2 separate regions of the Homo sapiens genome follow, and region 1 is linked to region 2. The links are chromatin loops, found by intact Hi-C in ENCODE. Cell type or tissue: endothelial cell of umbilical vein. All regions are shown on one strand. Region 1 holds the start of IQCJ-SCHIP1-AS1 (IQCJ-SCHIP1 readthrough antisense RNA 1). Region 2 overlaps IQCJ-SCHIP1 (IQCJ-SCHIP1 readthrough).

Region 1 (5,000 bases), 120 kb after region 2:
TTTTGAACAGGAGCAAGAGGGCTACAGTGATGCACTAAGGTCCTGGAGAAGCAGAAGAGAGAAAGCCGACTGTTTGTGGCCCGCTCTCATAAGAGGGAAAACTGTCCAGTCCTGTGCACCAGAGTTAGAGTAGGCAAGAAGATAAGAATTTAAGAGAAACATGAACTTCTGCAAGCAGGACTCCTAATCTGACATCAAAGGCACCAACCCCAGAACCTTTCTTTACTCCATCTATGGCCCTTGAATTTATTAAGAGTGTTCACGCACAAGACGGAATACAAGCCCAGGGCAGGACTGTGAGAAGCACACTGACACCAGATGAGCAGGGGCTGCCCATGGAAGGGGCACTTCTGGGAGTAGTTCTGGTTTTTGGGTAGAGCCCCTCACCCTCTCTGCATGTTTCAAGCATTTATTTGTGCCAGGCACAATGCGAACTACTGGGGATATGGCTGTCCCAGGTGATGACATCACAGTGGAGGGCTGGACCAGGTGCTGGAGGTCTGTCTTGAGCCCCCAGCTCTGAGATGGAGCAAGGATCCAGTCACTAGAGTGTTTCCATCAGGACTCCCCAGGCCCTTCCATGCTGTGACACCAAAGATAGTTCCTGACAGCATCCAAGCTCATCATCCTCCACAGATACCAAGAGAGAGATTAGTTTTCTAAACCCATCGCAAAGTGAAGGTCAGTGCTAGGTTTTAAATCCCACCTAAACATTGTGCATTTTTAAATTTGCCTCTCAATCTTATCTGAATTAGGGATAGCTGATTGTCATCCCATTTTTGAGACCTCAGTCATCCTTCTGCGTGCATCACCACAACTAAGAGGAAGGAAAGAGCACTGGATGTGGAGTGAGGAGACATGGATTCTGTCACTACCCTGCTCTGCAGAACCCAATAGTATGTCATTGAAACAAAACAATACAAAACCCTGTCTACAAAAGAAGACTCATAAGTAAGGGGGTTTTGATGATTTCCCAGTTTACTTATGTCCTTAATTCTAAGGAAGTGCAATAAGAGACTTGTCAATAGGAAACCCTTTAAGTTTCAGGGAGGTGGGAGCTCCTTCCTTTCCTTTTATTTCAAATTATTTTAAGCATTAAAAAAGGGGGCGGGGAACTAGTCTGGTGTCACAAGAAAGAACAAAACCCTGTTCATAAGTTTCTCACTGGGTCTGAGGCAAATCACTTAACCTCTCTGGGCTTCAATTTTCTCAACTGTAAAATGGGAGTTGGATTAGGTATGGGTTGTGTTGTTGTCATAAACATTCATTCATTCATTCATTCAATATTTGAGAACCTACTCCATCCCAGGCATGTTCCAGGCAATAGGTTATAGAGTTAAAAAACAGGCAAGAACTCCCGCCTACATTTCAGAGGGACCAAAAATAGAGGACTAAATAAGATAATGTCAGATAGTGACAAGCACTAAGAAAACAATACACCAGGAGTGCTGGAGTTGGGGTGCAGTGCTGTTACTTTACTTTAGGAAGGGTGGTGGGGGACAGCTTCTCTGAGCTGGTGAGAGTTGAACTGAGTCTGGAATGATGAGAAGGAACCAGACACTTGCTTCCAAGCAGAGGTTACAGAAGGGCAAAAGCCCTGAAGTAGGAATAGGCTTACTTGGTGAAGAGAAGCTATCCCCTTTTCATTGTATACCCCATTCCTAGTGGTGTGTATTAATGCCACTTAAATATATTCATACAAGACATTTTAAAGAGGAGTAAAATATCATTGGATTTGAACAGTTCCTTCAAGGCAGGCCTTCTCTTCCACACGGCTCCTTTGTTCTTCTCCGGTTTCTGTCCTCATGGTCATAAATTCCCTTACGTACTCCAGGCAGCACTAAACAGGATTTAAATCAGTGCTTTTCAATCTTTTATAACAGCGACCCATAGTGAGAAGTAAACTTTATGTTGCAACCCACCATACATATAAAACTAAAGTTTTAAAAATTACCAACTTTACTATGACTCCCTGCAATACACTATCATACATTCTATTTTATTTCATTTTTTTAAATGCTAAGGTGATTTCATGGGAAACTTACTGTTTGAAAAACAGTATTCTAAACCAACACTGACTAGTAATTTTGTTCAAACACAAACCAAAACATGAAAAAATCCACCATTAACCTCAAATGCTACCTCCTTCTCCCTTTTTTCTGTATACATCCTTGCTTTGACACAATGAAATCTAAATTTCTCTGTGTAACTTGTAGAGGAAATGACCAGAAGGGGCATTTCCAGGAAAGCTGGAAGTGAAGGAAAGAAACCCAAATATGCAAATATGCAAACTGTTCACTAGGTGAGGATACACCATTGGTTTCAAAGACTGCCCAAGAAGGAAAGATTCATAGTCTTCACAATAACCAGAAGATGCGTTGGGGGTGGGGGTATGAGGTGGTGCTAGGTAAGCCATCAAATTTTAAGTTCCTGGAGGGAAGGCAGTCTGTATCCCTACCCTTCCCTCACCAGAATTTCAGCCCCATGTGGACTGATGTGTAACTACAGCACTCAGAACCATCCCTGGCACACAGCACATACATGGGTGCTCAAAAACAATTTGTTCCACAACTTTTGAATAATGGAGCTCATTGTCACCATCAAACCCTAACTTTGCATGTATACCCAAGTACTAAATTTTCCTGGAATGTATAAATGTCACGCAATAGCAAACTAACCTCCTGCTTATTTCCCACTCATTGTTCAAGCCCAGGTATTAATGAGGTATTTTTCTCAAGCACAAAGTGGGAAAAGGATATTTTCTATTGCAAGGTATAAGAGATAGTATTGACTGTAATGGAAAGATTCCACGTCTGTTAATGGCCATGGTAAACTCCTAAACAGCTGGAATTAAAATGAGTATGCTAATTTATTAAGTAGTTTCCCAAGGGAAACTAACCAGCAGGCTCTGTCAGCCAAGGGCGCTCTCTGATAGAACCATGGCAATTTCTCTGTGAAACACAGTTACCATCCTCACCCCTGAAGTCAGAAGTGCATGCACCCAATTTTCAGGAGCCCCGGGGTCCTGGTGTCGCAAAAATTACACCCGCAAGGCAAGCATTTTCCCACCTGCCACACAGCTGCCACACACAGAAAGCAGCTCCTTTCAACTACGCCCTTCAGCCCTAATTAGGGTCATCATTAATGATTTCAAATTACAACTGTTGCTTTATCTCAAAGCAGTGCTAAACAGGGGAGCTACCTTCATGATGGTTTTCTTTTAAGTCATTTATCTGCTCTTCTCTCAGGGGCAAAAAAGATGTTGAGACAAGTGTGAACCTGCCAGTGCTTCTTATTATAGATGCAGCCCTCCTCTCCTCCCTCCCTCTTTTCCACTCCAGCACCCCTCCCTGTCTGGCTTTCCTGAATTGAGGCAGTAGCCTCCGGGAAGAAACTGTAAGTGGCTCCGTTATCAAAACAAGGAGGGATTCACAGCAGAGGGAGTGAGTCAGGCGACCGAGGGAAGAACCCCTCCCTTATCCTGACAGGTCCATTTACCCCGTTCCCCCAGGTCAACAATAACTCGGGTTTCATAAAGGAAGAAAGTCTTAGAGGAGGAAAATCAACCCATTCAAATACAGGAGCATCTGCTTAACACAAGACGGAACGAACCCCGCTGCCAGACCGGTGGTGTGGGCAGGCGAATGTGTGCGTGTGCATAGGAACAAGCCTATATATGGATGAGACATTAGTGGCAACGAGAGGAGAGCCACCACGATTGACAAAGCCACAACTATTACGATTTGAAATATCCCCCGCAGGCACTGACTTTTGGTGCCAGAATCTCCCCGGATTTATTTTCAGGCAAGTGACTCACAACCTGGTCTCCATAAGTAATTCCATTAAAATGAGTCGCCGGTTCCACTAACCCGACTTTCCGCTGCCCTCTGGCTGCTCCTCCTTCCTCTCCGCCCATCCTGCAAACCCAGACAGCTCACAGACCGAGCAACCTTATCCCCAGGGGAGCAGACGGCAGGCTCTCTGGCCTGGCCCCCACCCTCGAGGAAGAATGAATGGGGCCGCGGGCGGGCGGGAGCGCAGGGAGGGGGCGTGCGGGCTGTGCGCGGGGTGTGTACGCGTGTGTGCGCGCGTGGGCACGCACCCCGGCCAACTTACGGAGGTGGAGTTGGTCCTCGCCTGGCCCTGGTTCCGTACCTCCTGCTCCCGGAACTGCAGCCCGGCCAGATGCTTCTCCAGCGCCTCCCAATCCATAGGTGGCACCGGGGGCTCTTCGGGGACGCACGTCCCGCCGTCTGGGGGCTGAAGGCAGAGCCCCCCAGCCGCCGGGCCGCGGCCACTGCGCCGGCCCCCAGCCGGCTGGGGCTTTTGGATCGCCCGGCGGGGGCCCCGGGAACAGCTCGGCCGGCCAGCCACCACCACGTTGCCATTGTGCCTGAGGTCCTGGGGGTCGTGCTGGTGGAGGTTGCCGTTGGGCACCGGGGGCGGCATGGCGGTGGTGGCGCTCCTGCCCCCGCCGCCGCCGCTGCGGGTCCTGGCGCTTACGTCCCCCGGTTCCCGGGCCGGAGAGCGGTCATCCCGGTACCCTCGCTGGTCGCGCTCGTCCTCCTCTTCCTCCTCCTCCCCGTCCTCCTCCGGCGCCCACTCATCAATCACCTTCTTCTGGTAGACCGGGAAGGGCTCCTCATAGTCCTCCAGGGCAGACACCAAGTCCAGGCTGCCCCCCGGCGACGATGAAGATTTGCACTCGGAGCAAGGGGTCACTTTGGTGGAGTTGGACTGTGAACTGGCGCGGCTGCTGCTGCTGCTGCTGCCGGCGTCACTGCCTAGATCCATCCCATCCTCTCGGTAATCCTAGGGGGAGGAGGTAGAGAGTGAGCTGCTGGGCCAAGCCTGCTCCAGCCTCCCGCCACCCGCCCCAAATGCCCCGGCTCAGTGCCCCGCACCCTGCGCCCGCTGGGTCAGAGGTGCGTCCCCCAAGGAGGCCTGGGGGCGGGAGCCAGCACCAGCCTGAGGCTTCCCTCCTGCCCGCCTTTCCTCTC
Region 2 (5,000 bases):
TTCCTGTTCTGTTTCTCCACTTCTACTTGCATTTTGGCCATTGGTTTGGCCATGGCAAGGGCCATTTTGGCTTCAGCTTGCAATTTCTTTTGCCTTGTAAGGAAGTCCATGTCATCCAAGGATTCAGACTCCTCTTCAGTAGTGTCTCTATCAGAATAGGAAGAACTCTGTTTGCTCTGCAAAGGGAAAAAGAGCAGCCTGAGCCTTCCATGCATGCCAGCTAGCATCCACTTAGAGATGGGCTACAACATCCTCTGAGCCTTCTCTCAGAGCAGCTCAGAGTTCCCTCCCTCAATGTGACTTGCTACTTGAGTTGATAAATCTCAAGTAACAGAAAAAGGGTCTAGTTTAAAATAGATTTTAGCATAAACAGAGAGAGCAGTATAGTTAATAATGGGAAATATATTTACAACAACCTTGAAATATGTCTTTGATTCTTGGCCTCAAAACTTTCCTGAAGTGAACAGACATAACAAAATATTGACTCGAAGCCAAGGCCCTACGTAGGTTCTTTGCGTGGACAGGATCTCATGTATCCAGTGATGTTCTGATGTCGCACTGCACTCAACGACAACAGTTTCCTCTTTGTTGGTCTTTGGTAAAAAAGGCTATAGACAGACCTCACAGAGAGGAAAGAATTCCAGCAACAGGCACCCATGATTATTCAGCCAACTTCTGTAATGGGAAGGAAAGACATGAGCTAATATTTCTAAGCCCAATAGGGAAGAACTGGATTTAGCTTATTTTCTCTTTATAATTTTTAGAGCATATCTAATTTCTCTCTCTCTCTCTGATATGGTTTGGCTGTGTACCCACCCAAATCTCATCCTGAATTGTAACTCCCACAATTCCCATGTGTCGTGGCAGGAACCCAGTGGGAGGTAATTGAATTATGGGGGTGGGTCTTTCCTGTACTGTTCTTGTGATAGTGAATGAGTCTCACCAGATATGATGGTTTTAAAAATGTAAGACGTGACTTGCTCCTCCTTGCCTTCCGCCATGATTGCAAGGCCTCATTAGCCATGTGGAACTGTAAGTCCATTAAACCTCTTTCTTTTGTAAATTGCCCAGTCTTGGATATGTCTTTATCGGCAACATGAAAATGAACTAATACACTCTCTCTCGTTAGAGACAGGGTCTCACTATGTTGCCCCGGCTGGAGTGCAGAGGTGTCATCATAGCTCACTGCAGCCTTGAACTCCTGGGCTCAGCTGATCCTCCCGCCTCAGCCTCCTGAGTAGCTGGGACTATAGGCACCATGATCAGCTAATGTTTGTATTTTTTTATAGAGACAGGGTTTTGCCATGTTGCCCAGGCTGGTGATTTCTCTAATGGTTTAATATGAAAATAGTTATTAACTTTAAGAAAGCTTATATATCTCTATTTTATTACAACTTTGACTTTTTAATCATTGTCAAATTTTAGGAGCATGCAATTCCAAGAAACTTTTCTTCTTTAATCTCTGAAATGTTTGTTCCTGATTCACCTTACAACAGAAAAGAAGCTAAATGGCCCGGAAATCACAACACCGAGCTTCAGCTGGTGCTGTTTGGACTCACCATGGGAGACAAGGGGGTGTCCAAGCTGGTTTCAGTCTTACTGTCATCAGCATCACTGTCCTTATCACTGCCACTGTCGTTGACAAAGCATATCTGCAAGTTCATCCCACTCTGCAGTCTGGGCAGAAACAAACAGGACACTAGTTCTACTTAGCTGTTTGTTATTTGGCTTCAGCCAATAGAACTGTCTGATTTTGCTAACAGAAAGTAGTCTTATGTGTTCTTCACATGGAGAAATGAGCAACCAATATTACTCTCCACATATAAATAACTCTTAGTAGAGGATTTTCCAATGTTCTGTGAGTTTTTTCCTCGCCAGTTTCATGGTAAGTGAAAAATAATTTAAGGCCCCATGTTAGAGCACCCAGCACAATACCAAACAGATAGTTGGTGCACAATAAAAATGTGTTGAGTCTTTGAGTTTACAGTCCTGTCAATCAAGATGAATGGGGTCCTCGGGCAAATAAGGCTGCGTGGTGTCATCTAGAGAACCCGTCCCAGGGGGACAATCAAAGACTCTCTCACTGGAGCCAGCATCCCAAGGCCACAGCTCTCTGAAGAAAGACTCCTTTTCTCCCAAATAGACAGAATAGGGTCATCTGAAGGAAATCTTTAAGGCAGTTGCCAAAAGCCAACCAAGGGAGCTCATTTATATCATTAAGGAAGGAAAACACCACAGGTTCACACTTAAAAAAATGTAAGGAAGCCCCAAACCCAGGCAGTAAGGTGCAGCCTTAGAACACAGCAAGGTTCTGCAGACCACCTCCTGCACACAGAACCTCAGGGACAGAGACCTTTGGGAAGCCATTATATGTGTGGTGAATCCTGAAGCTCCAGGGCTGATGTTTTTGGAAGCACAGTCACAAAGGGTAACCTGGCCGTGTAGCTGCCACTCGCAGGCCAGGCTGCACAGCCAACTTTTTGTTCTAACCTTCTTTTGAAGTTGAACACATTTCAATACTGTTTGGTGATAAAGCATTTTTAAAGAAGTAGTTTTCCTAGCATCTCTAGTAGCCCCAGTCTCTGTGTAAGCTTAGGGAAAGAAAAGGCAAAAGGAGGTTCCTACGCAAGAAAAGATCCCAAGGAAGCTGACCTAAGCCAGGTTTAGGGCAGAGGATGCTGAATTTCTCTGGCATTATTACTGCCATAGGAAGAAATGCCAAGAACAACTTACCTGAGATTTGACTTTTCAATTCCAATGGTAGGAATGCTTTGTAGAAATTGATCAGATCACTCATTTAAAGTGATTCTTTTATTGAAAACAACACAGAACCCAGAAAAAGAAAATCTGATTTAACACGGGAACCATAATTGTTATGGGTATGCACTGCCACCTATTGTTAAATTCTGTAATTACTGAAAATCCCAGCTTACAACCCCTGTAAGAAAATGCAGCCATTCCCTCAATCTGCCCAGCTCTATTTGCTCCCTACCCTCATGGCACAGGCAAGGGGGAGCCAGGCCCAGAACTAGGGGTTAGAAAGCAACACACCCCACTCTGATCATCTGAAGATGCTTGGAGTGAGCTGAACTTAGGTTCTGAATCCTTACTTCTTTCTCCAGGCACATTACAAAAGCTCTATGACCCTCAGTTTTCCTCATCGATAAAATGGGTTGAATAGTAGCAAACCCAGTGTTATGCAGGAAGGATTAAAATAGTTCATTCAGAGCTTAGTGCAGGGCAAGTGACCTGTACATGTGAGTTGCTCTCCATTCTCTATTTACTGAAAGTCTAAACAAAAGGAACAGAATTTTAGAGGTGAAATGACTCTCTAAAGTCACTTACTCTAATACTGCTTGTCCTGTCACAATAATCCCTGATGTAGAATCAACTCTCTGAGACAACACATGGTCTATTAGGCAGTTTGTTCTTCTACTGAGCTGGGATTTGCCACCTTTTTACTTTTATCCATTGGATATACATACATACATAAACACACACACACACACACACACACACACACACACACACACAGACACAGACACACATATATATTTTTTTCCTGGAGAAATCTAATATGTTCAGGTTACCCTTTGATTCCATGCAGGTTTAGAAATTTTAATGTCTGTCGGTCTAAAAAAATAAAATCAACCCCCTTTTAATAATAATACTCAAGTTCTATGGATTGGAAGATGGTGGGAAAAAAGCTGTTAGCAAATTAAAAACAGACACATTTTAAAGACAAACCCTAATTTGAATCTAGGATTATGTAGCATTTTCTATTTATTGAATAAAGTCTTGAGAAGAAGGGTCTGGCTACTGGATACACAGATTATAAAAATGTAAAATAACCCGCAATACAAAACACAAAGCAAAATAAAGTTTACAATGTCCAGATATATGTATTTTCACTCAGAAGAAAGTCTGATCATAAATTCTGTTGTTCTGCGGCCACGCTGACTTCTTTTTGAAGGATTAACCCAGACTTAAACATCCCATATAGTCTAACTCAGGAAAGGAAAGAAAAAAAAAAGTTGGGGGAGATTTAGTAGTCTGCGTAAAATCAAAAAACGCCGCAGGTAGAAATTCAGAAAATCGCCTTAGTACCACATTATCCCCATAGGAAACTGAAGAGAGCTTCTTATAGGGTGAGACATAATTCCTTATAGTGGTAATCACCAAGAATGTTACTCTCAGGAAAAGGAAATTATATGACATAACAGCTAATGGTTCAGAGGGGATTTTAGTAAAGACATCTTAAAACGAGCTCAGGTTTCAAGAAGGATTTGTTTGCTTTTAGCCTTTAAGCGGGTTTTAAGATGAAGTCAGCTCTCGGTGAAACTCAACCACAGCTCCCAAGCAGCCTGAATGGATGAGTGGGGCCACCTGGTGCTGCTGAAGGCCTCTGTGCCCAGGGTGGAAGAACAGATAACCCCTGTTCCAGGACCCTGCCCACCCTGGGAGACATGGCTGTTCTTGAGGCTCACATCTGAAAACCACAGTTCCCCGGGCCTCTGTCCCTCACACTGCAGTGCATCTGGCTGCCCTCATAACCAGTCTTGCAAAATTCAGGCTGCAGGGTGCCTAATTTACCTAGATCTCTCAAGCACAGTCTGAGGTGAAAACAGAACACGATCCTCATCTTGTTAATTAGAGATATAATTTCAAGGTATCCAATTCAAGGTTACTTGATGTTTCAAGTGGCATTTAGCAGAGCACTGTACAAAGGCTGCTGGAAGTCAGCCTTGCCTGTCGATTTCATTTCTGAAAGGTCTGTCTTGGTTATCCCAGAAAGCTCTTCTCCCTTACACACCACAAGGCAATTAAAAACAACGCTGCTGCCCGGAGCTACTGGCAGGGAGCACCAGGGGTCTGGAAAGAAAGTGTCCTTGACGGAGAATGCCCGGAAACATGGAGAGATAAAGACTAAGTATGTCTTCTGGACATCTCAGTGTGAGCAGGAGTGGCCTCAGTGTGACAGTGCCTACTGGCCAGGAGCA

Evidence for each region. Peaks named below come from ENCODE experiments on the same cell type or tissue, not always from the same donor. Only the 100,000 strongest peaks of a DNase experiment are listed, where the experiment ranks them.
Region 1: it touches region 2 in a loop (5-fold over the local background); 9 of 110 quality-filtered maps call a loop at or near these places.

Annotation. Positions count from the first base shown.
Region 1 is chr3:159,764,255-159,769,254 of GRCh38, reverse strand. All of the region lies in intron 4 of IQCJ-SCHIP1 (IQCJ-SCHIP1 readthrough), which reads right to left. It overlaps SCHIP1 (schwannomin interacting protein 1), which reads right to left. Exons shown (of 8, transcript NM_014575.4): 2 at 4,117-4,812. It overlaps IQCJ-SCHIP1-AS1 (IQCJ-SCHIP1 readthrough antisense RNA 1), which reads left to right and starts at 643. Exons shown (of 3, transcript NR_121669.1): 1 at 643-681; 2 at 756-951; 3 at 3,512-3,873. RefSeq lists an enhancer at 4,586-5,000. In endothelial cell of umbilical vein, a CTCF peak has its summit at 2,484; DNase peaks (open chromatin) are centred at 2,504, 3,504 and 3,864; H3K4me3 peaks cover 2,168 bases; H3K27ac peaks cover 2,489 bases.
Region 2 is chr3:159,882,884-159,887,883 of GRCh38, reverse strand. IQCJ-SCHIP1 (IQCJ-SCHIP1 readthrough) reads right to left here. Exons shown (of 10, transcript NM_001414413.1): 6 at 1,560-1,677; 7 at 1-176. It overlaps SCHIP1 (schwannomin interacting protein 1), which reads right to left. Exons shown (of 8, transcript NM_014575.4): 4 at 1,560-1,677; 5 at 1-176. Among named protein-coding and RNA genes, the nearest start is that of IL12A, 100 kb to the left of the region's middle. In endothelial cell of umbilical vein, a CTCF peak has its summit at 2,894 (motif pointing left); DNase peaks (open chromatin) are centred at 2,903, 4,333 and 4,923; H3K27ac peaks cover 2,058 bases.